Regions from separate parts of the Mus musculus genome. Here regions 2 and 3 are each linked to region 1. The links are chromatin loops, found by intact Hi-C in ENCODE. Cell type or tissue: gastrocnemius. All regions are shown on one strand. Links, peaks and the distances in the headings refer to the core of each region. The heading gives the core; the rest is flanking DNA.

The links. Hi-C counts contacts between places; a loop is a spot of excess contacts. Peaks named below come from ENCODE experiments on the same cell type or tissue, not always from the same donor. Only the 100,000 strongest peaks of a DNase experiment are listed, where the experiment ranks them.
Region 2: a loop joins it to region 1, with 8 times the contacts of the local background. A loop is called at or near these places in 18 of 42 quality-filtered maps.
Region 3: it touches region 1 in a loop (5-fold over the local background); 36 of 42 quality-filtered maps call a loop at or near these places.

The regions. Positions count from the first base shown.
Region 1 is chr15:81,194,224-81,204,353 of GRCm38, forward strand. No RefSeq gene overlaps it. Among named protein-coding and RNA genes, the nearest start is that of 4930483J18Rik, 8.4 kb to the left of the region's middle. In gastrocnemius, for the core only: CTCF peaks have their summits at 4,441 (motif pointing left) and 5,580 (motif pointing left); a DNase peak (open chromatin) is centred at 5,573; H3K4me3 peaks cover 474 bases; H3K27ac peaks cover 574 bases.
Region 2 is chr15:81,022,709-81,032,838 of GRCm38, forward strand. It overlaps Mrtfa (myocardin related transcription factor A), which reads right to left. Exons shown (of 14, transcript NM_001082536.2): 4 at 3,954-4,009; 5 at 834-909. Among named protein-coding and RNA genes, the nearest start is that of Sgsm3, 50 kb to the left of the region's middle. In gastrocnemius, for the core only: no CTCF peak of the experiment used is centred there; a DNase peak (open chromatin) is centred at 5,032; H3K4me3 peaks cover 484 bases; H3K27ac peaks cover 4,700 bases.
Region 3 is chr15:81,072,865-81,082,994 of GRCm38, forward strand. All of the region lies in intron 2 of Mrtfa (myocardin related transcription factor A), which reads right to left. Among named protein-coding and RNA genes, the nearest start is that of Sgsm3, 100 kb to the left of the region's middle. In gastrocnemius, for the core only: a CTCF peak has its summit at 4,878 (motif pointing right); no DNase peak of the experiment used is centred there; H3K27ac peaks cover 176 bases.

The DNA.
Region 1 (10,130 bases), core at 1,114-9,113:
AACTGACTTGAAGTGGGCATTCTTCATTTTGTCAGGATCTTTGGGAGACATATAATTTTTGTTGTTGTTGGTTTTGTTTGTTTGTTTGTTTTTCTTTTTTTTTAAAGATTTATTTATTTATTTATTTATTTATTTATTTATTTTATGAAAGTACACTGTAGCTGTCTTCAGACACCCCAGAAGAGGGCACCAGATCTTGTTATAGATGGTTGTGAGCCACCATGTGGTTGCTGGGATTTGAACTCAGGACCTTCAGAAGAGCAGTCAGTGCTCTTAACCGCTGAGCCATATCTCCAGCCCAGTTTGTTTGTTTTTCGAGACAGGGTTTCTCTGTATAGCCCTGGCTGTCATGGAACTCACTTTGTAGACCAGGCTGGCCTCAAACTCAGAAATCCGCCTGCCTCTGCCTCCCAAGTGCTGGGATTAAAGGCATGCACCACCACACCTCCTGGCGATATATCATTTTTGTTCTTCTAGCAAGCATTCTCTGACTCTGTCTCTCTGTCTGTCTGTCTGTCTGTCTGTCTGTCTGTCTCTCTCTCTCTCTATGTCTCTGTTTCTCTCTCTCAAACTCTCTTCCTTACCCTCTGTCCCTCTGCTGTCATAGGTACGGCTCCATCACTCACATTGCAAGAACGACCAACCACTGCAGTGTTTATTGCTACAACCACCACCACCACTCTTGTAACCAACAACAACTACATGACTACCACCATCACCATCAGCACCACCACCATCACCAATGGCAGCAGTACCACTACCACCACCAACCAGCAGCAGCCGCACGGTTAGAAAAGTCATATGACCCAAGAGAGTCCAATCAGAATGAGTCCTGAGACGTCTGTTCACCAAATGGAATGGAAATGTTCTCTTTGCTGCGACACAGGCCAGGCCTCCTGAGCTGTAGAGGGAATTATCAGCAAGAATCCCAGGCAACATAAAGCAACATCAAAGCAGACAGAGGGACTGGGATAGAACTCATTGGTAGAGCACTTGCCTTGTATACTCACATCCCCAAGTTAACACACACACACACACACACACACACACACACACACACGAGAGAGAGAGAGAGACAGAGACAGAGACAGAGACAGACAGAGACAGAGAGACACAGGAGACACAGAGAGAGAGAGCCATGGAAGAGAGAGCTTGTAATCAGAATTGATTGAGGGAGAACAAAAAGGCTGAAGAGGAAGTTGAACAACACAGGGGAAGGGAACGAACCCAGCAAGCCCTAGCTTGAGCTTGTCTTGGCCCCAATCCTCAGGGGGAGAGCTCCAACGGTCTGCAACACAGGAAACTTTTTGTGTCTCAGTGTCTCAGTCACTGGCTGAGGGCCTTGAGGGAGTGATGATCCCTGAGGCAGCTCTCTTTAACTGAGGAATTTGGGAGGAGTTGGGAATTTGGGGGCAGCAGGGGAAACCCCTTAGCAGGGGAGCATCCCTGGCAGCTGCGTGGGGAATGAATGTGCTGGGCTGAGGTGATGTGAGACGATGCCAGCTGCCCCTCCAGAGCTGGGCTTTCTACCATTGACAAATGTAATGAGTGAAATAACGGGGTGTGGCCAGGAGACAGTGAGGACATGGCCCTCCTAGATGACTGGTCTCAACTGTTATTGCAAGCTATACCTTTACATATCTGTCAACAAACTGGGTGACTATACTGATCCTTTGGCTCAAACTAACCTGAAAAGCAGTTCTTTCCACTCCACCTCCTTCTAGTTCTCTCTCTACAAACTAGTCTAAATTCACTCTTTCTTTTTGGGAGAGGAGACTGAGATGTGGTCTCATGTAGCCCAGGCTAACCTCGATGTCACTGTGTAACCAATGATGACCTTGAACTCCTAATCCTCCTGGTCCATCTTGAGTACTGAAATTATAGGCACACACCACCATGCCTGGTTTTCTCTTACATTTTTCTCAACTCTTTGAAGGTGTGTGTGTGTGGGGGGGGGTGCTGTCTCAGTACTCTGTGGCCTCATAGACAAGCCATCCAATTTTGGGCCTCCGATCATGGTCCCTGTGATGAATTCTTCAATACAAATGTAAGACTTTAAATTTAGCCTGTTAATAACCAGCATACAAGTATCATTTTTTTCTGTCTTTCTAAGACACTGTCTAACCCTGGCTGGCCTGGAACTCCCTCTGTAGACCGGGCTGACCTGAACCTCACAGAGATCCACCAGCCTCTGCCTCCTGAGATGCAGGGTGCGCAGCAACCTGCTTTTTCCATACGATCATCTCACCACTTCTGACTTCTGAAAGACAAAGCCAGTGACAGGACATCTTGACAGACTGTTGGACACGGATCCCACACATCCAACCTGGGCTCCATATGCCTAGAAAACACACCCACTTCTCCTTTCTTCTCTGTCTCTCTTCCTGGGTAATTCCCCCAAGGCTATTCTCTAGGTCTTGACTTAGCTGTCCTCCGCACACACTTTGCCTTTCTGTGGCTTCCCTCTCATTCAGGTAGGTCCTGATGCCTGCAAAGTCCCCTCCTCCCCTTGGGTTCAAATCCCAACACTCATCCCACTGCCTCCAGGAAGCCCTCAGGTATTTCTTTAACCTTGGTTTTCTCTGACACTATATAGCTCTCACTCGGCAGTGCTCGGTGATAACTAAGTCCTTAAGGGCATGATGAGGTTTACCCTGGTGATAGTCTACTGCAGTTATGATCCCCATACTCGAGATAAGGAAACTGAGGCTGAGTGAAGGTGCATACATTCCTTGCCCAAAATCACAAAGCTAAACACTAGCAAAACCAGAGATTAGAATCCTGCATACAATTTGGCAAGTATTTATTGGCTGCAAAGAGAGAGATAAAGGAAATATTTAAAGATAAAATAGTCCGGGCAAGGTAGATAATGTATGCCTTTAATTCCAACACTCAGGAGGCAGAGGCAGGAGGATCTATCACTCCAGGTTGCAGGTAAACCTGGTCTACATAGTGAGTTCCAGGCCCACCAGGGCTACGTCATGAGATCCTGCGTTAAAAAAAAAATTTTGCCATCGTTACAAACAGGCTCTACAGACAACGTGCAGCGGCCATGCTGTGAACGTGATGCGGATGAGAGCTTGAATCTGGTGAGGTCCAGAAAAGCCACTGGCAGGTTTGTTTGATAGACAGCACTGAGGTGGGGCATTTAGCTCCGAGCGCTCTGTAAACACAGGGCAGGTCTGAGGGAGATATCTGCTTTGCTTTGGGAGAGATAAGAGCTCCAATGCTTGTTTGAGGTCCTGATGTCAAAAGTAAAGAGTGCTAAAGTGAAGTGTTGTGTGCTCCTGAGGGTGGGAGCCAAACTAAGATAAGAGTTACCTGGTAAAGCTTTGCTCTCTCTCGCTCTCTCTCTCTCTCTCTCTCTCTCTCTCTCTCTCTGTGTGTGTTTGTGTGTGTGTGTGTGTTTGTGTGTGTGTGTAATGTGTTGTTGTTGACTGTGCTTCTGCTTTTTTAGACAGGGTATCATTCTGCAAGCCCAGGCCAGACTTGAACTCACGGCACTCAGCCTGCATCTGTGTCCTGAGTCCTGGGATCGTGGGTGCTATCACAGCCACCACACCCAGGCAATAGTCTGATGGCTGGATTGGAAAGACTGTGAAATGGATTTGGGGAGCCGAGGCTATAGCTTAATGGCCTTTTTATTGTTTTGGTTTTGTTTTTTTTTTTTCACTTGTAGGGGATCAAATTCAGACATTGCTAAGCAAGTAGGAGTTCTGCCACTGATTTATATTCCAAGACATATTTTCCCCCTATGATCTACAAACCCTTTCTCTTGCTCTGAAATCATCCTTGAGAAGTGGCAATCACTTTTTAGTATTCCCATAATAGCACAGTAGGGAAACTGTAGCTGGCAACAATGAATCGAATGATTCAGAGTAACGGATAGAAAGGGCTTTGAATGTTCTTAACGCAAAGTGATGGATGGACGACGGATGGATGGATGGATAGACAGACAGATGAATACATAACCCAGTTGGCTGGATTTAAGCATTGCACATTGTATATCTGAGATGGCATATCACACTGTAAACCATAAATATATACAATTATAGTGTGTCAATTAAAAAGAGTTTTTGCCTGCTGTGTGGCCTGTGTGAGGTGACACGAGAGGATCAGGAGCTTGAGGCTATCCTCAGCTAATTATTAGATTGGGCTACAGGAGATCATGTTTCAAACAACAAAAACAGCTGGGCGTGGTGGCACAGGCCTTTAATCCCAGCACTCGGGAGGCTGAGGCTGGAGGATTGCTGCAAGTTTGAGAGCAGCCTGGTCTGCATGGTGAATTTTAGGCCAGCCAGGACTATATAATGAGACCCTGTCTCAAAACAAACAACAGGGGCTGGAGAACACACAGCTTTTGCAGAGCTGAGTTAGGGCCTCAGCCACACTGTCAGGCAGCCCACAACCTCCTGACGCCCTCTTCTGGACTCCACAGGCGTTGCACCCAAGTGCACATACACATTTACACATAATTTAAAAAAATCCTTTAACTAAATGAACAATAACAACACAACAAGGCTCTATTTATAATGTTTTTGGAGTCAGGAATGGTGGTGCACACTTTAATCCGAGCACTCAGGAGGCAGATCTCTGAGTTCGAGAACAGCCTGGTCTACAATGTAAGTTCCAGGACAGCCAGGGTTACACAGAAATTTCAAAACAACAATGACAAAACAGCAAACAAACAAAAACACACAACTAGACTCCTGTTGTTATCAAGAAATACCGTAGGTTTCAAACACTTTTTATTATTTTATTTTACTTTCATTTTCAAAACAGAGTTTCTCTGTGTAGCCTTGGCTGTCCTAGAGCTCACTATATAGACCAGGCTGACTTGAACTCATAGAGACCCACCTGCCTCTGCCTCCTGAATGCTAGAGTTAAAGGTATGTGCTACCATGCCTAGCCTGGGATCTATATCTTACTCAGCACCCATGAGTCTCTCTGTGTCCCCAACGCCATTTTTCAGTCTTACCTCCATCTCACAGATAAGAAAACGCAGAGGGTCAAACAAGTAAGGTGACCAAGTGTCCCAGTTTGCAGGGACAAAATAAAGATCCAAGACAGGACAAATTTCAAAGTATCATCTACAAGATACTTTGCACACTTGAATTACATGAGCCAGGCAAACGCACAAATGTTGGAGTCTATTTTATCATCACAAGCAGTATCTCCATCTCCCAAGGGCACACAGTGTTTTTTAACCCTGGTTCTAGGAATCAGAACTCTGCCACCAGTCCCTTGCTTGGCTCTCTTTGGGGACTTCAGGAAAGAACACAGATGTAGGGTGGTTTTGTTTTTGTTTTCTATGCTGATATTTTTGTTTCTGTTTCCGTTTTGCTTGCTCAACCAGGGTAGAGATCATGCAAGCTAGATAAGCCTTCTGTCCTAAAACATATTCTTACATTGATCTGTGTATTTTGAGCCAAGCCTCCAGAGAGTCACAAAATGGATGAGTTTTCGTCTGAAGAGTGAAGGAATCCAAACTGGAAGAGTCTTTGCTGGAGGAACGCTTAACTACAGAGATCTACAGAGATCTACTTTAAAAGATGTTCTTTGGCGCCCCCTGGTGGTTATGATCACAACATCTTTTTAGAATTTTGTGGGTTTGGGTTTTTTTTTTTTTTGCTTGGTTTGTTTTGTTTTTCAAGACAGGGTTTCTCTGTGTAACCTTGGTTGGGTGTCCTGAAACTCACTTTGCAGACCAGGCTGGCCTTGAACTCACAGAGAGAGAGATGCCTAACTCTGCCTCCTAAGTGCCGGGACTAAAGTTGTGTGTCACCACCACCACCACATGGGCCCACATCTTTTTAAAATTATTAACATTTTAGTCCTTTCAAAAGAGGTAGAAACAACAGCCAAGAAAAGCTAAAGTAAAGACAAACATGAAAGTTGCATGTTTCGGCTCAGGCATGAAATCGCAGCACTTGGAGACTTAAGCAGGAGGGTTGCAGTAGTTCAAGGCAAACTGATTTATAGCATGACTTCCAGCCAGTTAAATAAGGGAACACTGTTGAAAAATAAATAAACTAAACTGAACATTAACAGGATTTTGTGTATGAGTGTATGTATGTGTGAGTGTGTGTATGTATGAGAGAAAGTGTGTGTGTGTGTGTGTGTGTGTGTGTGTGTGTGTGTGAGAGAGAGAGAGAGAGAGTATGTGTGTATATGTGTGTGTGAGAGTGTGTGTGGGTGAGTGAATGTCAGTGTGTGTGAGAGTGTGTTTGTGTGAGTGTGTATGAGTGTATTTATGAGTGCATTTCTGTGTGAGTGTGTGTGTATGTCGGTGTGAGTGTGTGTGTGTATGTGTATAAATGTATGAGTGTGTAAATGTATGAGTGTGTGTGAATGTTTATGAGAGTGTATCTGTAAGTATATGTGTGTGAGAGTGTATGTGTGAGTGTGTGTGGGTGTATGTGTGAGAGTGTATGTGTGAGTATTTATGTGTATTTCTGAGTGTGAGAGTGTATTGTGAGTGTGTGACTGTGAGTGTATGAGAGTGTATGTGTGAGTATATGTGTGTGAGGGTATATGTGTGAGAGTGTGTGTGACTGTGTGTCTGTGTGTGTATGTGTGAGTGTGTGTGACTGTGTGAGTGTATGAGAGTGTATGTGTGAGTATATGTGTGTGAGAGTGTATGTGTGAGTGTGTGTGTGTGAGTGTAAGAGTGTGTGTGTGTGAGTGTGCATGTGTAGATCAGAGGAGGACCCCTGTGTCCTGCTCTATCACCCTCCACTTTATCCCATCTCACTGGAGCTAGGCTGATGATGGACTGCAAGTTGCAGCAATCCACCTGTCTCTGCTCCCCTACATAGCATATAGGCGTCACAAGCACAATTGGTCACATCCAGATTTGTTTTAAAACCCAGACGCTGGGGATTCAAACCCTGGTCCACCCTCAGCAAGTCCTCTTACTCCTTGAGCCATCTATACAGCCACAGTTGTGGATGGTTGGTTGGTTTTCTTCTCTTAAATGAAATCTGCCCAAGCTGCAGTAGTGCAAGGCAGGGAGACTCAGGGCCACAGTTAAAGCACACGCTGAAACAGCGCAGTCATCAAAACTCATAAGATTTCACTGCAACACTTCAGCAAGCCAAAATTAATGCAAACATCCACGACACAAAATACTATTTTTGGTTTTTGGTTTTTTTTAAAGATTTATTCATTTATTTATTTTATTTATATGAGAACACTGTAGCTGTCTTCAGACACACCAGAAGAGGGCATCAGATCCCATTACAGATGGTTGTGAGCCACCACGTGGTTGCTAGGAATTGAACTCAGGACCTCTGGAAGAGCAGCCAGTGCTCTTAGCCCCAAGAAATTCTGTCTTAACAAACAAACAACATCAAGGATGGCCACAACTATAAAAAAAAGAAAGTGAAAAGAACAAAAAGGGTGTGTGTGGGAGGGGACAAAACCAAAACCTAAACTACAAAATTTCTAGAAGAGAATATTTGTGACCTTCATTAGGAAAGGATTTCTTAGAGGTGATGTCAAAAGCAGGGCTGGAGGCCATGCTTGGTACCACAACAATTGTCCAGCATGCTTTGACGCCTTGGGATCCATCTCCGCACTGGAAAGAAAAGACAGGCCACAGCCTAGGAAAGGCCATCTGAGAATCAACTGCCCAGTAAAGGACTCACAAAGAGCTTTTGAGAAAATCTTTTATTGTGTTTCAAAGATGATTGTGTTGAGGAGACACTTGGTACATACTGCATGGTGAGAGGCCATAGGTCAACTTGCAAGAATCAGTTCTCCCCATCCACCATGTGGATCCCAGAAATGAAAATGACATCATCAGGCTTGCCTGCAAGCACCTCTACTCAGTGAGCCATCTCGTTGGCCCCAAAAATGTCATTGAGGGTTTGTAGGTTGGTTTAATTAATTAATTAATTAATTAATTAATTAATGTGTGTGTCTGTGTGTGTGTGTGTGTGTGTGTGTGTGTGTGCGCGCGCGCGCGCTCAATGGCACACATATAGAGGTCAAAGACAACTTGCAGGGGTCAGCTCTCTCTCTCTACCATGTGAATCTTAGGGATGGAACTCAGGTCACTAGACTCAAATACAAGCTTTACATGCTGAGCCATCCCCATGGCAGCACCGCCACCTCCATTTGTTTTTGTTGTTTTTGGTTTTGTTTTTTTTCGAGACAGAGTTTCTCTGTATAGCCCTGGCTGTCCTGGAACTCACTCTGTAGACCAGGCTGGCCAGAAATCCGCCTGCCTCTGCCTCCCAAGTGCTGGGATTAAAGGCGTGCGCCACAACTGCCCGGCCAATTTTTTTTTAAAAACTCATTAAACATTCCAACTTTTCTTAAATGGATAGAACATTGGAACACATTACCAAAAAGAGATATCTAGGTCACTATGGTGGTTTGAAAATAAAATGGCCCCCATTGGCTCACAGGGAGTGGCACTATTGGGAGGTGTGGCCTTGCTGGAGTGGGTGTGGCCTTATTGAAGTGGGTGGGCTTTGAGGTCTCAGAAGCTCAAGCCTGCTTAGTGCCTCAGTTTTACCTTTGTTGTCTTTGCATCAAGATGTAGAACTCTCAGCCCCTCCTCCAGCACACGTCTGCCTGCACACTGCCATAATTCCCGCCATGACCATAATGGACTAAGCCTCTGAACCTGTAAGCCAGTCCCAATTAAATGTTTTCCTTTACAGTAGTTGCCATGAAGCCAGGCGTGGTGGCGCATGCCTTTAATCCCCTCTCACTTGGGAGGCAGAGGCAGGCGGATTTCTGAGTTCGAGGCCAGCCTGGTCTACAAAGTGAGTTCCAGGACAGCCAGAGCTATACAGAGAAACCCTGTCTCAAAACAACAACAACAAACAAAAACAAACAAACAACAAAAAAAAGAGTTGCCATGGTCATGGTGTCTCTTCACAATAATAGAAACCCCAACTAAGACAGTCACCAAAAACACGTGAAAATGTACTTCAGCTCCAGGGTCATCAGAAAAATGCAAATTTACAGTCAGACTGAGTATAGCCCCAGTGTTTGAAGGTGGAGGCAGAAGGATCAGGAGGCTAAAGCCGGTGGTCAGCCATGTTGCAAGTTCAAAGCTATAAAGCTTCATGGGAGACTCTGCCTCAAAAATAAATAAATAAATAAATAAATAAATAAATAAATAAATAAATAAATAAGTAAATAAATAAATAAAATAAAATAAACAACTCAAACCTTAGAAAAACTGATAGTGGGATCACAGTAGAGGTGAGTGTGACCTATTTAAAGCTTGCGTTCTCACTGGAGTGGCTGTAACTGTGAGAGACAGGGCCCAGGAGTGTAGTCTCATGGTAAAACATTTACTCAGCATGCACGAGGGCTCTATGTTTAACCCCTAACACCAAACCAAACAACCCAAACCCAAACTCAACACTATTCAAAACCAAACCTATGAAAAGGAAATCCAAATTAAATGGCAACACAACCCCCCTCCAATACTTCTTGACTCGATGAGAGAGAGAGAGAGAGAGAGAGAGAGAGAGAGAGAGAGAGAATGAGAAGGCTAGAGAGATGGTAAAATTTCAACGCTGGAAATCTACCTTCCTTGTGACCCAGCTGGCAGATCCTTGACAGAGATACACATATACCCAAGAATGTCCCCATGGGCTCTGGGTCGGCCGTACATGGAAATCATCATTAGTATGCCTTGGTTGGATGAAGGATTTATCTCCTGTGATGTCGTCATGCAGGCAGTAAAAATGAACAAATTGCAACCACACAAGTGAGACTGGGCAGCTGTGGCAGGACACATCTGTGATCTACTTGATGCCGAGTTACAAGGTCTACAGTCTTAGTTAGGGTCTATTGCTGTGATAAACATCACAACCAGAGGGAAGGATTTGTTTCAGCTTATAGCCTCTGTAGTCCATCATACAGGGAAGTCAGGGCAGGAACCTGGAGGCAGAAACTGAAGCAGAGGCCATGGAGGGATGCTGCTTACTGGCTTGCTCCCCACGGCTTGCTCAGCCTGCTTGCTTATAGAACTAAAGACCACCTGCCAAGGGGTAGTCCCTGAGGTTAGTGAGCTGGGCTCTCCCACATTGATCAGCAAGAAAAACGACCCCACACACTTGCCTACAGGCTAGTTGGATTGAACATTTTCTCAACTGAAGTTC
Region 2 (10,130 bases), core at 756-8,755, 170 kb before region 1:
TCTAGCCGGGCTTGACCTGAACAGCTTCTGAGGCGGGGCTGCACAGCCACAACACCAGAGCAAGAACTGCTCTGCTCCACTCAGACCTGGGCCACCAAGGCAAACTGTTCTTTGTCCTGGCTCTCGGTGGCTTCAGTGGCAAAATGTGGGGTTCTGACTTGAGAAGGTCTCCTTGAGGCTCCCAATGACCCCCAAACTAAGCAAACTAAAATAGGCACATACGTGGTACTCTCTGGAGCCCAACTTCTCCTTTCAAACACTATAGAAAATGAATCCTATAGCTAACCACAGGAACGAAAAGTATAGCTGGGTGAGTATGGCTGCCATCATAGGTGCTTAGGTAATACCAGTGGGGGAGTGAGTGAGCAAGTGAAACCCAAACAAACTGCAGTGTTTGGGAGAGAAAGGGGCTCCATCCCAGCAGATAGAGACCATGACCATGCTATCCCAGTGGGTGGTGGACCCAGAAGGGTCATGTTAGGCCGGGCGTGGTGGCGCATGCCTTTAATCCCAGCACTCGGGAGGCAGAGGCAGGTGGATCTCTGAGTTCAAGGCCAGCCTGGTCTACAAAGTGAGTTCCAGGACAGCCAGGGCTACACAGAGAAACCCTGTCTTGAAAAACCAAAAAAAAAAAAAAAAAAAAAAAACCAAAAAAAAAAAAAGGGTCATGGCAACCCAGGCTTCTCACGAACTCCCGTAAGACAGTAACAGCCACACACGTGTCTGACTGTAAAGCCAACAGTTGGCTCTGCTAGCAGAAGATGGACAAGAGCAGAGAGTGGGAGGGCACAGAACTACAATGCACGTGCAGCGGGGAGGTACAACTCACACACCTTCCAGAATGTGCATCCTGACCAGCTCTGCTCTCTCGGGCCGGGAACGGATCTTCCGTTTCAAATAGTCCTCGGTCTGTGGAAAAGCGCACCAAGAAACTCTCAAGGCTGGGACAGAAGCTTATGAGTGGACAGGACCACAAAACATGATTTGGCTGTAGTGGCTGCCACTGTCCACCTCAGCAGCTTGGTGACTGCAGGGTCCTGAGGCAAGGCGGATATCAAAGTACACATCAGCTTGCAGCTGCATCTCTCAGGCCACCGCTGTATGTATTTAAAACTTAATACTTACACTACTTAAAATCAGAAAACAAGACAGTCACCTATTTCATGTCAGCAGAGCAGTGAGTCTGCTGTCTCCAGCCCTTCTTTCATGGAGTTTGGTTCTGCAGAGGAGTAATCACTGTGGATGCAATTTTATGTCCTGTTTCAAAAACCTCGCATTGCGTGATCTCAAGAGTCTTTTCAATTCAGTCTGAATGACTGCCAAATGCAATACTAATTTTGATACATGGTGTCAGAGCTCTAGTTCCTTAAAGTCCCATGTCCTCATTTCTGCATTCATCAGATGCTGGGAGAACTACACCACTCCCTCAGCAGCACCGAGCCCCCGCCGCTGAAGGCTAATTCTGAGGCTCCTCGCCTCTGCAACGGCCTACGAAAGGAGAGGACAGGATGGGCCAGGGTCGGAAAGAAGTTACTGTGGCACATCATTTACAGCAGAGATCAGCCTGGTTCTCATGCTGCTGGCTGTGGCCCCAGGACCCTGTGGCCTGAGCCTAAAGATGCAGAAAGCAGCTGCGGGGTCTGGGTACATCAGCCCATCTGTAGCGAGCAGAGGGCAGGTGCTGGGAGAACCCACCAGAGAGGCTACTCCCATTCAAATACACCTCTCGTCTCAATGGGTCTGAGTCATGGCTTTTATAACAAACAGTCAATCTTCCAGGGATGTCCACTGGCTCGGGCCTGGCTACCCACAAGCTACTAAGGAGAACCAGTCTGCTCCTGGTGCAGAAGGTAAAGAAAGGACTTTTAGCTGATGCCACTGAAGGCAGGCACTGCTGGGGCTGGAAAACACAAGCAGCTGATGGTCACCCAAAGCTGCATCCAAGAGCTCCTGTGGGACCTGGGCCGCAGCCACCAGGGATGCGTCTCCCGAGATGCTGTCTGAACTGGAGTCACAGACGTGGGGAGCTGTGGCATGACTGGGATCGCATGCGGAGCTTTCCCGCCGCACACGCGCAGGCCACGCTCTTACTCAGATGCAGAACTAACAACTTTTCTCATTGCTATCACTGAGTAAGGCAAGCTATGCTGCGACCAGTCCAATACACTCACTTTTCATATCTAATTAAGACAGTTCAGTGCATGCTTAACTATTAAGCCCAGTATTGTAATTTTGACATCATCTGTGAACAGATGTGCAAGATATGCACTTGTTAGATGAATATATTTACCGCATGTGAGGAAATAAAATTATTTTGCATATATAACCAAACATATATATGGTTATATACATATATACATATACATGGTTGCTGAAATGGACTTTAGTGTGATCCCCAGGACCTGCATGATGAAAGGAGAGAACTCTTTTTTTTTTTTTTTTTTTTTTTTTTAAAAGATTTATTTATTTATTATATATAAGTACACTGTAGCTGTCTTCAGACACACCAGAAGAGGGCGTCAGATCTCGTTACGGATGGTTGTGAGCCACCATGTGGTTGCTGGGATTTGAACTCCAGACCTTTGGAAGAGCAGTCGGGTGCTCTTACCCACTGAGCCATCTCACCAGCCCAGGAGAGAACTCTTGTAAGTTGTTTTCTGATCTCGAGTGCGCGCGCGCGCGCACACACACACACACACACACACACACACACACACACACACGAAATGTAATAAGTCTGGGCTCCACAGACCTAGGTTTGAGTTCCAGCTTTACTGCTTTCTAGCTGGACAGATTAGCTAGCTTCTGCTGCATCTAGAAACCATGGTGTACACCAGGAGGTGAGTGGAGCACACGCCTTTAATCCTAACACTCAGGAGGCAGGCGGATCTCTGAGTTGGAGGCCAGCCTGGTCTAAAGAGTGAGTTCCAGGACAGCCAGGGCTACACAGAGAAACCTTGTCTCAAAAACCAAACCAAACCAAAAACCAAGGACAGCTGCATCTAACTTGTGAGGGTTCCTGTGTGGATAAATACAAAATGAGCTCAACCTCACACCCTCACACACACACACACACACACACACACACACACACACACACAGCTATGCTCAGTAAGACAGTGGTGTCTAACCAGGGCCCACTGTACTCGGAGCTAATCTGCCTGGCTGCAAATGCTGACCTTACTCCCCGCTGGGCCTTCTCTGTCTCCAAGCAAATGGAAGTAAGCAAGCAAATGGTTTGTTACTGCTTCTGTTTCTCAGTTTCCCACCCTGATTTCCGCTCTTCCTACTCCCTAAGAGTTAATCTTGATTTTCTATAGAGAAAAAAGCAGTCCAGTGGGGGCACTAGGGGAACCATAAGCTGCTCCCTCCCCGTCTCCACCCACAGCAAGCACAGGACATTGCTGGGGAGGGGGGAGTAGAGGGAACTGAAAAGGAGGGGACAAGGCTGCAACTACAGTGCTTCAGCAGAAAGTGTGGCTTTTGCACGCCAGGTCTGCTTTACAAGGGCAGAAGTGGATGCTGGCTGCTTTGGGGCAGGTGGAGATGGAGGTTCCCTGGAGCCCATAGGCTGTGGGCAGTGTGCTCTCGAGTGGAGCAGCCATGGGCAGGACTGGTGCAGATCACCTACGTGAGCCTAAATGGAGTCGGTGGAGGGAAGATGAGACGTCTTTAGGCCAGGTTTGGGGAGGGAGCTCTGGTGACCTTCACAAGGCCTCCAAGGTACTAAAAAGAGAGTCTCACTCTGTCTATATTCTACCAGGGAGAGTGGCTGGGGGGGGGAGGGGAGAAACAGGAAAGGCCAAGGTTTTATAGTAGAAACCTAGAGTAGAGCTACAAGGTGAGGGCTGACCCCAAAGCTGTGCTAGACTGGAAGGAAACGCAGTTGGCTGGTGCTGACGGTGTACTCTGCAGGTCGGGGGTGGGGGGTGGGGGTGAGGAGGGAGCCTTACCCTGGCCCGCTCCAGGCTTCTTCTCTGCTCATGAAATGCAGCGGGGCTTTTCAAAGCTGTTGAGAAAAGAACCATAAAAGAATTACATTTAGAGACTGAGGCTAGCTCTGTGCTGGAGTGCCTGCATGGCACAGGCAAGCCCCTGGGCTCAGTCCCAGAACCAAAACCCCAAACAGCAGCAGAACCCACCTCCTAGTGACACTCCATGTACAGCACTACCACTGCAGGCGAGAAATGCCACCTGGCACCCAACAAGCATGTGTCTTTATGGCTGGTCACTCTGAGACCCCTGGGGACAGCAGGACCTCTTGACCTTTGGCTCAGTGCTACACCATTCTCCATCCCACCAGTTAGCTCCATGACTGCCTGGCTTGGGCAGATCTGTGAGCTGCACCCACCACACTTTTTCTGTCTTATTAGAAATTGCAGTGGCCACATAGGGAGGTGAAAGCAGAGGCCCGACCCCTCACAGGGCAGCATCTTTGCTCAGCCGGGACTAACGGCTTGGTTAGAATGACTCTCAGGTTTATCTTTGAGAACTATGAAAATTTCAGTCATTGTTGGCTGACCCTCGTGAAAGCTGGGTCCCATTCTGGGGTCTGCTGAGCTTCTGTCACTAATGGTAAGCCCGGCCACAGCTCCTCTGCAAATGCAGCATGAGCACTCCAAGTCTCTTGTAAGGCGACACATGACAACTTAAGACGCCGGGGAGGACAGGGGGCGTGTGGCTCCCTTCGCTAGGGAGCAATGGCAGTAGGTGAGAAGCATGTGAGGCTGTGGTCGGTTTCAGTTCTGCTGCCCAAGGCTGCAGACAGTGTGAGACTGTGTGCAAAGATAACCTTCCAGGCCTGTGGTGGGAGCCACTAAAAGTAGCAAGACACAGATAGGACCTATCCTGCCTGGCCTCTGTGCTTCCGCCCCTCCATTCCCAGGGGTGGGCCTCCTGGGAGCATGCTCAGAGGAGCTTCACCATCCTGGCAGCAGTTTTGTTTAGATTAAAGACAATGTTAAAAATAGTAATAATAGGAGAGAAAACGGTAAGGCCATGTGAGCCCTTCCATTTTCTGACAGCAGGGGGAGCTCTAGACTCAGCAGACACCCTCAAGACAAACCAGTACAGGTTCTCTCCTCAACCTGCACAGCTAGAGAACCCATTCAGGGAACCGCCCAGGCTGCCCCAAGGGAAGGAAGCCCGCCCTCATTCCTGGTTCCACTGTGCAAGAATGCACTGGACCAAAGTTGGCTTTCAGGGCCTGGAAGCAGGAGTGTGGTCTGAGAGTGACAGGCTAGCACCACTCCCTCCCACAACGCTGGGACAACAAGCCCACAGGAGCATGCCCCATCTCTCTCACACAACACAGGAGCATGCCACATCTCTCTCTCTCTCTCTCTCACACAACACAGGAGCATGCCACATCTCTCTCTCTCACAACACAGGAGCATGCCACATCTCTCTCTCTCACATAACACAGGAGCATGCCACATCTCTCTCTCTCACACAACACAGGAGCATGCCACATCTCTCTCCTTCTCACAACACAGGAGCATGCCACATCTCTCTCTCACACAACACAAGAGCATGCCACATCTCTCTCTCTCTCACAACACAGGAGTATGCCACATCTCTCTCTCACACAACAGAGCCGCCCTATAGTCACTCATTCAGTAAGCTGCTATCGGGTGTCTGTAAGAGGGTTCTATGTGGTCAGCAAGAGGGCTCTGTACTATAGCTTGAAACCTCAGGTTAACTGTCAGGTCCTAGAGTTCAGATTCAGAGTTAGAAACCTGGAAAAGTTCCTGTGTTGAAGGATCTGAGTCCCATTACAGGGTCCTAACAACTCTTGGGACAATTCAGCTTATGACTACTTTTTTGGAGACTGAGACTCTGCCCACCTCCTGGAACAAAGACTCCCATCACTGGGGCTAGAGAGATGGCTCAGCAGTTACTTCAGGCAGCTCGTGATAGTCGATCACCCCAGCTTCAGGGGACCCAATGTCCCTGCTACTAGCTTCTGAGGCATCTACATGCATGTACACGCATCTACACACACAAACTCCCTCTCCCTTTCTCTCCCTTATTAATTAATTTTTCCAAACAGGGTTTCTCTGTTTAGCCATGGCCACACTGGGAATAGCTCTGTAGTCCAGGCTGGCCTTGAACTCAGAGATCTACTTGGCTTTGCCTCCCAAGTGCTGCAATTAAAGGTGTGCGCCACCACTGCCCAGCCAACTCTATTTTGAAAGAATCAGGCTGAGTGCGGTGATGCACACCTTTTATCCCAGCACTCGGGAGGCAGAGGCAGGAGGGTCTCTACGAGTTCTAGGGCAGCTTGGTCTACAATGAGTTCCAGGATAGTCAAGGTTATGTAGAGAGACCCTGCCAACATACTAATAAATAAGAACAAAACCCAAAAAGCACGCACCCACTGTCTCATGGGATGCACTGCTGCCACAAGCGCGGCTTAGCCAAGTCACTAGCTTATTCTCTCGGGCTGGCTGGGCCTGGCTGCAGACACAGATGATTGTCTAAGCCCTGGCTACCTGAACATCCTATCCTTGCAACCCCAGGGGTAATGACAAACCCGGCTTCCGGAAGCATGTCTCACAGCACAGACAGCCTGACACAGGGGTGGTTCATCTTTATGTACCAATGACAGCTGCCACCACTGCATGACGGTGAGAGGTCAAAGGGCCATGGTGGATACAGATTCTGAACCCACTGACCTAAGGGCATCTCTCACTCCAGCAAGACAGAAAATGATACCCACTGAATGCTTGCTTATATGGCAGGGATTGGGTCAGATTGGGTTTGTTGTTTTTGGTTTTGTTTTCCCAGATGTGGTCTCAATGAATTCTTTTTTTTTTTTTTTTGCTGCATACATGACTTACAGTTGTCTATCCTTTTTTTTTTTTTCAGTTTTTTTTAATTAGGTATTTTCCTCATTTACATTTTCAATGCTATCCCAAAGGTCCCCCATACCCACCCCCCCAATCCCCTACCCACCCACTCCCCCTTTTTGGCCCTGGCGTTCCCCTGTACTGGGGCATATAAAGTTTGCAAGTCCAATGGGCCTCTCTTTGCAGTGATGGCCGACTAGGCCATCTTTTGATACATATGCTCAATGAATTCTTGTGGCCTAAGCTACATTCAAACTCAGGACGATCTTCGGCCTCAGCTCAAAAGTGCTGGGGTCACAGGCTGTAGCACCGTGCCCAGCTGCTAGCTCAGATATTCGAACACGCTAGCTAATTTAGCATTTTACCTAAGGAGGGCTGCAGAGAAGGCTTGTTGAGTAGAGCACTTGCCACGCATGTGTAAGTCCAGCCTTCAACACCCATGTGAGTGCAGGCCTATGAGCACTCTCTAACCGCAGTGCCCTATGGTGAGCTGGGGGGTAGAGACAGGAGAGGCTCACAGGCCGGGTGGCCTGGTGCACAGTGGCAAACAAGAGGTAATCTTGCTTCCAGGTGAGTGGCTCTCAGCCTGTGGGTCATAACTGACCCCCTTGGGGGATGTTGAAAACTCTTTCACAGGGGTCTCCTAATATTTACAAAACAGTTCATAACAGAAGCAAAATTACAGTTATGAAGCAGCAATGGAAATGGTTTTATGGCTGTGGGTTGCAACACGAGAAACTGAATTAAAGGGCCACAGCATCAGAAGGGTTAGGAGCCACTGCTCCAGGTGAAAGGGGAGGCCAATGCATGAGGTTGTCCTCTCGTGTGTACCTGCACACACAGGAGCACACATGCCTGCGATAGGTAATGTTCCATTTAATAGGCTCAGAAGAGTTAGAAAAAACTAGAAACTAGAAAATGGTTACAACCTAATTCTGTTATTCTGAAGAGAGGTCTTTCTGCTTCTCTGACTTAGTTTCTCAACTTCTTCAAAAAAACAAAGAACTTCGATTGGTGCAGGGTGAAGGTGGGGTGTTATGTCAAGGTTGCACCAATCAGATGTACTAGTTAGATGTAGACCTGACTGTGGGCCACGTGGAAAGGCAGGCTTGACCACAGCCACAAGCAAGGGTACAGGCACACAGAAGAAGGACTTACAGACCCATCTGAGAGACTCCAGGGCTTTCAGACCCAGAAGACTGTAGCGTGAAAACTAGGGCTTGCTCACTGTGGAGCAGCCGTACACTAGACAGGCCAGGATGGATGAGGCGAGGGCAGAAGAGTGAGGAATGACCCGGAGAACTCACGATAGCAATGACAAAGTCCTATCCGTTTATAACAACGACATCTTGGTCCCTAAGGACCGTTCCAGTTTTATATGATGAAACCAACACTGGCTGAGCAGCAGTGACCATGGAGGGTGGATCCCTCCCAGGCAGTCATCCGCCTCCCCTTCTTCCTTCAACTAACACTGTGCAGCATGTTGGTCCTTTGGCCCATGGCAGCCTAGCTAAGGTTGCTCTCTCTCTCTGCCATTCTGAATTCTACTTCCTGACAACAGGCGTGGCCCTTTCAATCGCCCTTTCTGCCAGGCAGGCGGAGGAGAGGGCAACCGCTCCTCCTTCAGGCCTGTGAGGACTTCCAGCCACCATGTACCAGGCCCACGTGGGAGGGGTCAGAGTCCCTGGGGTTGAGGCTGGGCAGCTATTGTGTTTGTCCAGCCAGCTTTGTTAAAGCACACTAGAGTGTGACTTGGTGACGGAGAAGTAAGATGATGCAGGTAAAGCCCCAGGCTTTCTTGATGTAGGATCAAGTGGCACAGGAGAGCCCAAATCACCGACCTTCCTTCCATGGCAAGGAGACTAGACACAGGGAGGTAGAGAAAAGCTAAGATGGGTTTAAAAATCCTGGCCTTTGGTAGTCAGAAAGCACAGACTAAGTGTCCAGCCAGGAGGGATGCGCTCATCGTGGGGTCTATCCCTCCCTCCTTGCTGTCTTAAAGCTTTGCTGGGAAGGTCCAGGACATTACTCATCCCAAGTTCATGTTCTCAGAACTCCAGGAAGGCAGTCTCTGTGTGGAGAAGGCCCTTATGACCCATGTAGACACCAGAGTGTTAGGAATACATATTTCTGGTGGCAAGGGGCAGCTCTTGACCCGTTCTCCCCCCTAGGGACCTAGTGACCCTCTGAGCAAAGGCAAGTGTGCGGCTCTGTCAGAGCAGGAAGGGTAGAGATGTTTCAGACACCACCCGACACACTGGCCAAGAGCTGTGGCGTTCCTCATCACACAGCTTCAGTCTGAGACTGGGCTCCACACCAGTTGGCTGCAACCAGTTGATACTCTGGGCCTTCTTGCTAGCACCTGTTTTCTTCCTCTCTGACAAGCTAGCTGCCTTAAATGAGCACATGTGTGAATTAAGCAAGTAAAAGAGCTCTGATTTCCACTTTCTCAAGAATACACCATGGAACCACTATAGGCAGACTCAGGAGCTGTATTCAAGGTACCTCCAAGGCTCTCTGTTCATGAGCTGAAACAGGAAGGGTATAACCAGCGCCTGGAACCAGTTCAAGATTTACTGAAGCATCCCGGCTAGAGAGCCTCCCCCCCCCCCACCCCCCCGGAAGTTCTAGGGATGCTCTTCATCACTGACAGCTCTTAGCCACCAAGTTTAGTCCCTCAGTCCCCACTGACCCTCCCACCTTGTGTCTGTCTGTGTGAGGGTGGCCTGGGTCTCTCCACAGATGCTGACATTAAGGGGAAAGACAATGGCTGTTGGGCTCCGGTCACACTTTGGGCTCACTGACAACTCTGTAGGCAGGAGCTGTAAGCTGTGACTATCACACATTAGGACACCTTCTGCTTTCAGCCTTTTTTCCTAGTTGTGATTGTTAGGCTTTTAGTTCTTATTCTTTCTAAAAATATTTTTATTTTATGTGTATGGGTGTACCCTGCATGTAGGTCTGTGTCCCATTTGCATGTAGCACCCTTGGAGGCCAGAAGAAGGTGTCATATCCTGGGACTGGAACTACAGATGGTTGCAAGCAGCCATGTAGATGCTGGGAATTAAACACCAGTCCTCTGGAAGAGCCGCTGATGCTCTTAACAGCTAAGCTCTTTCTCCAGCCCCTTTAATTTTTGTTCTAAAAATTACATTTATTTTTAAACTTATTGTGTGTGTCAGTTTGGTCCTTCTAACTTGTGAGTCCAGGGATTGAACAGGTCATGAGATTTGGTGACAAGCGCTTTTACTCATGGAGACATCTCCTAGTCTCCATGGT
Region 3 (10,130 bases), core at 1,337-9,336, 120 kb before region 1:
GAATTATATTTATGTGTTTAAATGTTTTGCCTGGAGTTATGTATGTACATGTGTGCAGTGTCAACAGAAGCCATAAGAGGGCGCAAGATCCCCTGGAACTGGACATGGGGACTTTTATAGCTGCCATGCAGGTCCTAGGAGTCTAAACCCAGGTCTTCTACAACAGCACCCAGACCTCATAATCACTGAGCCATCTCTCTAGTCCCTAGATATAAAAGTTTACAAACAAAAATGCCAGTTAATTTTTACTCTCCACAGCTAACTGCACATACATGTTTATTCAATAAATACCAGAGGAAGGCAGATCTCTTGAGTTCCAGCCTGGTCTATAGAGTAAGTTCTAGGACTCACAGGGTAACACAGAGAAACCCTGTCTCAAAATAATCAACCAAACAACCAAACAAATATCCTGAGTTACACATATGGTGGGTGGGGAGGGAAAGAAGACAAATGACCAGCAGAGCATTGAGTCTCAGCAGAGCACTGAGACCCACACACTGTTCTTGGGCTGTCTGAGATCTACCCAGATCAGATCTTGCTCAGAAGCTGAGCAAGGCTGTGATCAAGGCTGAGACTTTCACCTGGTGCCTCCACTCAGTTCTGACTCCAGCTAAACCACTTTTGCACCTGGAAACTGGAACATCACCACATTTATATAGGTTTAGGGTAAAATTAATGAGGCGATCGGTCAATAATCTGTATTAACAGTACTAAAAATATTCAATTAACTGTTCCTTTTGTTTAATTTTTGACATTTTACAATTACGACAGCTCATGGTCTCCTACAGCACAGACAAAAATGTTCATAGGGTGGAAAAAACAGGGAAAGAACAAGGCATTAAAAAGGAGTTAACATCACCAAATTAATATTTTAGTGAATTCCATAAAGACATCATGCCTGGAACTTAACATTCTTTTAGAGTTTTCTAACTGTTAACATCTTCCTACATCTAATGACCTAATAAATTAAAGAAAACCATCACCCAAGATAGGGAGCTGATCACTCTCTCTCCTGGGATTTCTTGCTCTGCTTCTCTAACAGTGAGTCACTTTAGAGGCAGCACGGGGCTCTGCAAGCCTTCTGAGCACAGGCCTGTGCAGCAGTGTTGCCAGAGTACAGACCATTTCCTGCACATGGAGATTTCTGAGAGCAAAAAGTCGGGAGGAAATGAACATGTCTAGCTGCCATTGAATAAGCATGTCTGCAGAAAGAACACAGCACAGCAATTAGCATTTCTTAAGCAAATGACAATTAAAAAACTCCTGCCTCAAGATGGTAACATACTGAAGAACATTCTTGTTTTGTGGGGCTGGGTTTTACTATGCAGCCCAGGTCGGCTTCAAAACTGCACTCTTCTAGCCAGGAAGAGGGTCTCACACCTCCAATCCTAGCACTCAGCGGGCAGAGGGGCAGAGGGGCAGATCTGTGTGTCTTTGAGGCCAGTCTGATCTACACAGAGAGTTCTAGGACAACCAGGGCTTTGTAGAGAGACCTTGTCTCAAGAAACAAAACTTTGCAATCTTCTGCCTCGGTCTCCCAGTGCTGGGGCTCAGACGTGCATCCTTATATTTTTGGTTGTGAGCCTAGCCTTTAACGGCTGAGCCATCTCTCCAGCCCATCCTTGAGAAACTGTATTGAAGAGTGGCGGTGTTGCTCCCACAGTGACCCACACTGTAATGTAGCTGCAAAACCCTTACCAGGCCAACAGAAGTCAGCACCATGCTCTTGGAGGTCTAGAATTATAAGCTACAAGAACTTCTGTTCTTTGCAAATTACTCAGACTCAGGTGTCCTGCTAGTAGTCCAATAGGAAATGGACTATGGGCCAAGCTGATTCTACTTAAGGTTCCCCTTCTAACTTCCTCTTTTGAGTTGACATCAACCACGTGATACATGTTCCAACACAAAGAATTTAGGAAGCAGAGGAAATCTGCACAAGTGTTCAACATCCATGTTTTAAAAAAGATCTATTTGAATTTTAAGCACATGAATGTTTTTGCCTCATATATGTATGTGCACTACATACATGCCTGGTGCCCATGGAGACCAGGAGGTGTGTCTGGTCTCCTGGAACTGGAGTTATAGATGGTTGTAAGCTGCCATGTGGGTGCTGGGAACCAAACTCAAGTCTCCTGCAAGAACAGCATTGTAACCAGGCTTAGCTGCTCTGTGGGTTCTTCTTTTTCCCACCCTTTATCTCCCCCTCTCCTACCCCACTCCACCCCTAGGTTTCAACCCCCACCTCTAGATAGGAGAGAAAAAATAGAGGGGGGGAGAGAGAGAGACCCTTGAATCTAATTTCTTTCTTTTTGTTTCTTCTTCTGAGTATGACTACTAACAAACCATGACCAATCTGCTGAACAAGCAACCACCACCAACCTCGCCTCTCAGGGCCATAGCATTTTATACCCTCTGAAAAGTTCCCAGAATTCCAAACATCACACAATCGCAGAAACTGTCTGCAGTTGGCAAAACCATGCCTCTGCTAGAGCACAGGCAAATCACAGTCAGCTGCTACGATGTCAGCGTAAGTCACTGACAACAACCTCTCACTAGCAACAGTGCTCGCCATCAGTGCAGGATCACAGAGCCAAGTGGAAAGAGACCAAATTTAAACCAGCCCCGGTGCTGATAAGGCCCAGACTGTGGTGGACTATGTCAAACTGTATTCAATTCTGTATGGGTCATACTCATCTCTTTCATAATCCATCTACCAAGAGAATCCAATGCTTTATTTCAATGAGATTAGCTGAGGTAAGAAGATCTGCCCACTGTGAATGGCACATCCCGGGCTGTACAGAAAGAACAAAGTGGGGCGAGCATAAGAATCCATTACTCTCTGCTTCTTGACTATGAATGCAGTGTGGCCAGCTGCCTCAGGCTCCCACTCTTGTGACTTCTTCATCATAACAGGCTGTACCTGTGAACTGTTGGCCAAAATAAGATAAGCCCTTTCTACCTTATGTTGCCTCCTCCCCCGCCCCCTGCTTTTTTGCATTGTTTGTTTGCTTTGTTGTTGCTGTTGTTGTTTTGAGACAGGGTTTCTCTGTGTAGCTCTGGCTGTCCTGGGACTCACTCTGTAGACCAGGCTGGCCTCGAACTCACTGAGATCTGCCTGTCTCTGTTTCCTGAGTGCTGGGAGTAAAAAGTGTGGGCCACTACTGTCCTCTTTACATTGCTTTTGTCAGAGCATTTTATCATAGCAGAAGGAAAAGAAGTAAGGCACTATGCCTCACTGGCACTTTAAAGAGACATGGCTACTGTCCAAAGAGGCTGAGGCTTCTTAAAAGTTTATTCTTATCGGACAGTGGTGGCGCACGCCTTTAATCCCAGCACTTGGGAGGCAGAGGCAGGACGATTTCTGAGTTCAAGGCCAACCAGGGCTATACAGAGAAACCCTGCCTCAGACCCTGCCCCCCCCCCCAAAAGTTTTTTCTTGTTAAAGATCTACCTGAGTTCTTGGATGGAGGGATAATAAAGTAACAATGAGTTATGATTTAGCATCCATTAGGACAGCCAAAAAATTAAGAGACTGTATAATACCTACACCTGGCAAAGATGGGGAGGGACTCTTGTACATACCTGGTTGCCACAAACTACAGACACCATTACATTTTGAAGGCAGAATTTCATCACATAGCCCAGGCTGGCCTTGAACTTGAAGTGACTTTCCTGCCTCGGCCTCCTACATTCTGGATTAGAGTCATGGCAGCTAAAAAAAGTCTCTCTTTTCTTGTATTTCTAAAATTTTTGTTTAAAAAAATTAATATGACGCTGCATGAGACTCTGCTCCACCCCCAAATACAATAGACAATCTGACAATAGCATGTTCTGAACTTAAAAAAGACTTCCCTCAGCCCACCAAACCCAGTGCTAGGAATACACTATCTTGAAATACATATGTCAGTACACAAACCTCTCCAGGATGCTGGCATGTGCCCGCAACCCCTGCTCTTAGGAAGAGCAGGCCAAGAGGCATCCTAGGCTACACAGTGAATTCAATGTCAACTTGAACTACACAGTCAGACACTGACTTGGGGACGGGGCGGTTAGTAGGAGAGCAACTGGCTCCTTGCGTGTGGAAGGCCCTGGTCTGCTAGATCCCACAATGCAGGAAGGGAAGGGGAGAGGGAAGAGGAAGGGGAGAGGGAGAGTGAGGGAGAGGAAAGAAACGGGAAGGGCTGGAATGGGGGGAAGAGAGACCAAGGGAAAAATGAGAAAGACATAAAATACAATCCCCTTTGAGAACAGTTTAATAGGGGGCTGGAGAGATGGCTCAGTGGTTAAGAGCACTGGCTGCTCTTCCAGAGGCCCTGAGTTCAATTCCCAGCAACTACATGGTGGCCAACAGCCATCTGTAATGGAATCTGATGCACTCTTCTGGTGTGTCTGAAGACATAGTGTACTCATAAAATAAAAAATTCTTTAAAAGAAAGAGTCCATGCTGCAGCTATGGCTTTCATAGACACCAGAAGGACACCTCATTCACTGGTTTAAAATCCCCCTACTCGGTAACAACAAAAGCCCAGGAGAAGGTGGTGCTAACTTGACCAGAGACACAAAGAATAGACTCTCAAAGTGAAAGGACGGTTCCTACAGAGGTGCTATTCTCCTAAGGAGGGATCCCATCCCTGTCCTGAGACTGCTCAACCTATCATTTCCAGGAGAATGAACTACGACTGGGGCTAAAGTCAGCACTCTAGCTACCTAAGTCTACTTTAATAGATCAGTAGATTTTAAGGAAAATAAGGTTTCAAATTTAAGCACTTATGTGAAATTATGCAAATATATTTAAAAATTATGTGTATGCACATATGCCTGTATGTGGGTATCTGGATATGTGTGTAGGTGCCTAAAGAGCCCAAAAGAGGGCACTGCATCCCCAGAACTGGAGTTGTGGGTTAGAAGCCACCCCCAGTGCATGTTCTGGGAAATAAAGTTGTGTCCTCTGCAAGAACAATACCAGTAAGCGCTCTTAACTACTGAGCCACCCCTCTAGCCCCTGCGGTTAGATTTGGGGGGCTTGCTTGTTTCTGTTTTGAGCGTCCTTCCAGGATCTCACTACGCAGCCCTAGCTGGTCTCCATCTAGGATTAAAGGCATGTGTCCCCACAATCTACTTTTTATATAGCACCTATTAAAGATTCCTTGGGTCAGGAATTGGGCCTATGCCTTCAACTCCAGCAAATCCTTAATCCCAGACCAGTCTTGTCCACAAAGTAAGCTCCAGGCCAACCAAAGCTTTATAGTACAACACTGTCTCATACAGATAAGCAAATAAAAACTTCTTAAGAAAAATTTTAACAGTAACAATCTCCCAACTAGAGCGAAAAGGATGATTTCAAGCCATCTATTCGATTACCCTATTGTGATTGTTGCATTTATTAACTATTGTTTTATATAGAATGTCTCTAAAACCAACAATCCCAGCCCCTCTCTTCATAGCTTAGGTAAAGACCTATGGCAGCTCAATGCACTAGCTGCCAGCAAACACACAGTAGAAGACTGTTCTATAGAATGACCATTACATATTGTTGAATAAATATACTATCACTTTATTCTCTAATAAGTGCTTATTAAAGCTGGAGAGTTCTGACTAGGACACATGATGGTTGAAAGCTAGTTTACCTAGAAGTTACTGCAGTCTTATAATAAGTGCCCCCAGACCACAGTTCCTACAGGAAGAACCCATTACTAATACTCTTCCACCTTAAAGAAACCTCCAGTGGCACTACACCTACAGTTCCAGTACTTGGCTGAAGGATCTCTTGAGCTCAGGACTTTAAGACCAGTCTGAGTGAGGCATAGTAAGCCCACAAGACTCCACCGTCCAAACAAACAAACAAAATTTAGTAAAAAGCAAAAACAAAAACAAAACCCACTTGCAGTTGAGAGTATCAGTGAGTACAAATAAGTATGAGACCAGCCCAGCTGTTCACACCACCACCAGTCTTCCTCCCTCCATCTCTCCTTATTTAATTGTAGCAGTAGTGACAACAGAACCTAGGGCTATGCACGCACGGCTATATGCATACATACACACACAAACATATATGTGTTATTTAGTTAGTGTAGGACAGTGACTTGATCTCAGTTGCTGTTAGTAGAAACACACATGCCAGTTATTGCTGGGTTTGCTTTACACCATCAGCACCCTTACTCTTCACATGGTTCTTAATCCTGGCCAATTTTGCCTCTGAGGGGGATCTATGATATCTGGGGGTATTCTTACTTGTTATAGCCAGAGGACATGTAGTAGGTAGGATACCACCTCCCCACTATGCATCAAACAAACAAACAATCCAACCCAAATTGTCAACTATGCTTTAGTTCAAAAGCCATGCTGGGGTCCTATGGAGGGTAGGTATTACTGACCCCATTTTTTTTTCCTGAAAAAGAAACTGAGGCACACAAGTTAGGAACTTGCCATGGTTACCCCTGCAGGGGAGGCACAGCTGGATGGAGACCATCCAGTGTCCAATCTTTGAGCTCTCACAGTCAGAGAGTTTACCCACAACTTCTCCCAGCCTTCCTTGTCTCTCTCCCCTTCCCAGATTCCAGGCTTGTTAGAGAGCATGACTCACTGTTGATCCAGTTGCTATCTGGTCTGTCTTTTCAACAGGCACTCATAGAACACACACTATGAGCCAGGTGAGCAGGATGGGCGATCCCAGCTTGTATCATGTATGTTCTCATTCACATGTACAATCTTCTCTCGTCTTAGCCATGCTAAGCATGCTCATACCACGGAGGACTCCCTCCCCTTCATTCTAGCCTTTTCTCAATTAGTGCTTTCTCAAAGGGCCTGCCTTCCTTCCGTTTGTCCGTCCGTCTGTCTGTCCATCCATCCGTCCGTCCGTGATGGATGGTCCTTCTAAATCACCTACAGATGTTTTCCATCTATTCCCTGTCTCGACTTTACTTTTCTTGCCAACACTGACTACTAAGTCTGTGCTCAATGTCACCATCAACAAAGCACAAGCACCACAGGGCTGGGGACGCGGCTCAGCAGTTAAGGATGCACACTGCTCTGGTAAAGGACCAGGCATTTGGTTGCCAGCACCCACTTCAGCAGCCTGCAACCACCTGTAACTGCCTCTGGCCTCCAATGGCATCTGCATGGATGCGCACATACCCATACACAGACACATACGCTTTTAGAAAGCACACCTGCACACAGTGAGCACGTTTGAATGACCATGTCTCATATGGACTTCGCATCCATCTCTCTGCTCTCCCTGCTGCATTTTTAGCCCTTTCAGTCTGGCCTCCACCCTGAAACCAGAGCACTCCAAAATGAAATTCCCTGCATCGACTTCTCAATGCTCTTAAATGCTTCTTGTACCATTCACTAAGCCTTAGTCTCAGACCGTCTTCTCACACTTTATCCTTGCAGTTACTACTGCCCTAGCAGTAAAAACTAAAGTATACTGAAGCCTTGGGGTCTGCCAAACACCAGTCTGAAAACATCCTTGGTAACTCAGCCCTAATCTTTTTTTTTTTTTTTTTTTTTTGGTTTTTCGAGACAGGGTTTCTCTGTGTAGCCCTGGCTGTCCTGGAACTCACTCTGTAGACCAGGCTGGCCTCGAACTCAGAAATTCGCCTGCCTCTGCCTCCCAAGTGCTGGGATTAAAGGGGTGCACCAGCACACCTAAAATGATCATTGTCGTATCTGATTCATATGGGGAAAACGAGACAGGTTAGAAGTTCCTGGGGCAACCAGGAAGTGGTCAGGACAAGGTGGCCGCCTACACTTTGGAAGCTTCACTTGTGTGTGTCACACTGTTATGCTTGTGTGTGTTATACTATTACCAGTTCTAACAGTTCCTCAAATAAGCTCATCTATTTTTCTCCAAATCATCACTCTCCATATCTCCCTGGTTAGAAACCCCTTGGGAAGCTGGGCGTGGTGGCGCACGCCTTTAATCCCACAGCACTCGGGAGGCAGAGGCAGGCAGATTTCTGAGTTCGAGGCCAGCCTGGTCTACAGAGTGAGTTCCAGTACAGCCAGGGCTATACAGAGAAACCCTGTCTCGAAACCCGCCTTCCCCCCACAAATAAAAAAGAAACCCCTTGGGTCACAGGTTAAAGATCTGGACCACACCCCTCAAAGCCATCTCAGAATAATTCCTAATTTGTTTGGAAGCTCTGGTCCTGTTTTCTCAGTCGTCTAAATAGTTTACCATAGATAGACCCTTTTCTGCTACATTTACTAACCTGCCTTCACTGATAAACTCAACTGTGCACAAACAGGCACCATGTCAGGCCGGTGCCCTACTGTACCCCAGTACCTGTCAGGAGCCCTGGTGTGCTAGGACTGCAATGGGTAGTTTTGTGTGACACCAGCACCATGAAGCACACTGAAGACTGCCCCCTTCCAAAAGCAATGTGTCACTTTCTTAAGAATCTTTCACATATGCCACACATCTTAACTTTCATGTTTATTGTTATGATTTATTTAAAATAACGTCCTTCCTTGCATTTTTTTCAAAAAGTAGTTTATATATCTGTGACCTTTGCATCGACTTTCACAAGCGTAGCACTTAAGAGGTAATTACTGTGGCTTCCTGTCTCACCATGTGATCTTTCCCTTCAGCATATGCTCCCACATGCCACCATGATGTCATACAGCCAAAGGGGCCTTCACCAAAGGCCAAACCGATGGGCCTCCTGATTCTGGACTTTCAGCTGGCAAAACTATGCACTAACTCAACCTTTCCCTTATAAAAACAAAACAAAACAAAACTCTGAGTGATGCTGGCTTACTACTGCATTGTTTATGACTGCTGAAGTTCTACAGCCATTTTAATACAGATCGCAACTGAAAATTAATAAAAGAAATAACTATTCAAGAGCTTAAAAGACTTATCTGGCCAAGGCCAAATTCTAATTTAGTATCAGGCTCCTCACTAATTACATATTCAACCCAAATTTCCAACCACCCTAAACCTCCTATTCTAATCAAGGTGGAAATGTTACTCCCGGGCAGACACAGTGACTATTGCTTCCCAGATGTTTGCTTTGGGTTTCCTTCCCATCCTAACACCACAGGTTCGTTTTCCTTCCTCTGACTTTTATCTATCAAATTTGGCTTACTCTCTGGTCTAGCTCCAATTTAACCTCAACATTTCCAGATCTCAATCTCATTCCCTATTCGTCTTTTCTAAGCATCTTGTAGGCATTTAGTTAGTTAAGTTAGTGGCTCCTATATATCCAACAGGAGCAGAAGTTTATTTCTTGACTTTTAGAATCACTCCTTAGGAATCTGAGCAATCCCTGAGGTACAACGAGGCTGGGATTCCTAAGAAGGGTTAAGCAGATATAAATAGGAATAATAAAGATATAATCAAGAGTTGTTAAGTTCTTGCTAACAAGAACAAACCTGATGACTATATCACCATCGGCCCTAAGTCGGCCATCTCTCCTACTAACAGGAGAAAACAGTATAAACAGAGAACTGGTAGGTGAATCCACATATCCTTCAAGGTGTCAAGATAACCTGTACTTATACTAAGCACAATGTAATTGCCTTCAATTTTCTGCAATGTCACAAAGCCACTGTAAATTAACTACACAGTTCCTTTCTTTCAGGGCCCAGTGCCTGCCCAGCTTATGACTGCACTTGACAAATGTCTGTGTGACTTTTCATCTGTGACACAAAACGATATAAAGTTATATGTAACAGGTGGTTATATTTAACCTGATGGTTTATAACTTCCCATTACCAAGACAGTTCATTTTTGAGGCATCAAAGATCATTCACAATAGCCCTTGTGAGCAAATATCTTCTTTATGTCAGTGAAGTGCGTTTGTAAATACAAAACACTAGTAAGAGTTGGAAAGATTTATTTTTTTTAAAAAAATCCCTGTTATAATCTACTGTAGTATAATTCCAAAGTTGATTTTAAAAAAAGTTAAATTCTTCCCACAGACCAGAGCCCCAGTCTGTGGCTACTCTCCCTAGGTAGCGGGTTTATACTATTCACTCTGGTGACAGCCCCTCTCATGCGGGTCAGTCTGCTTTTAATAACACACACACAGACAGCTGAAACACTCACAACTACCTTTCTACTAATTTGTGATTTATTTCAGATGTGCACAGAAAAAAAGCCTTACACACACACACACACA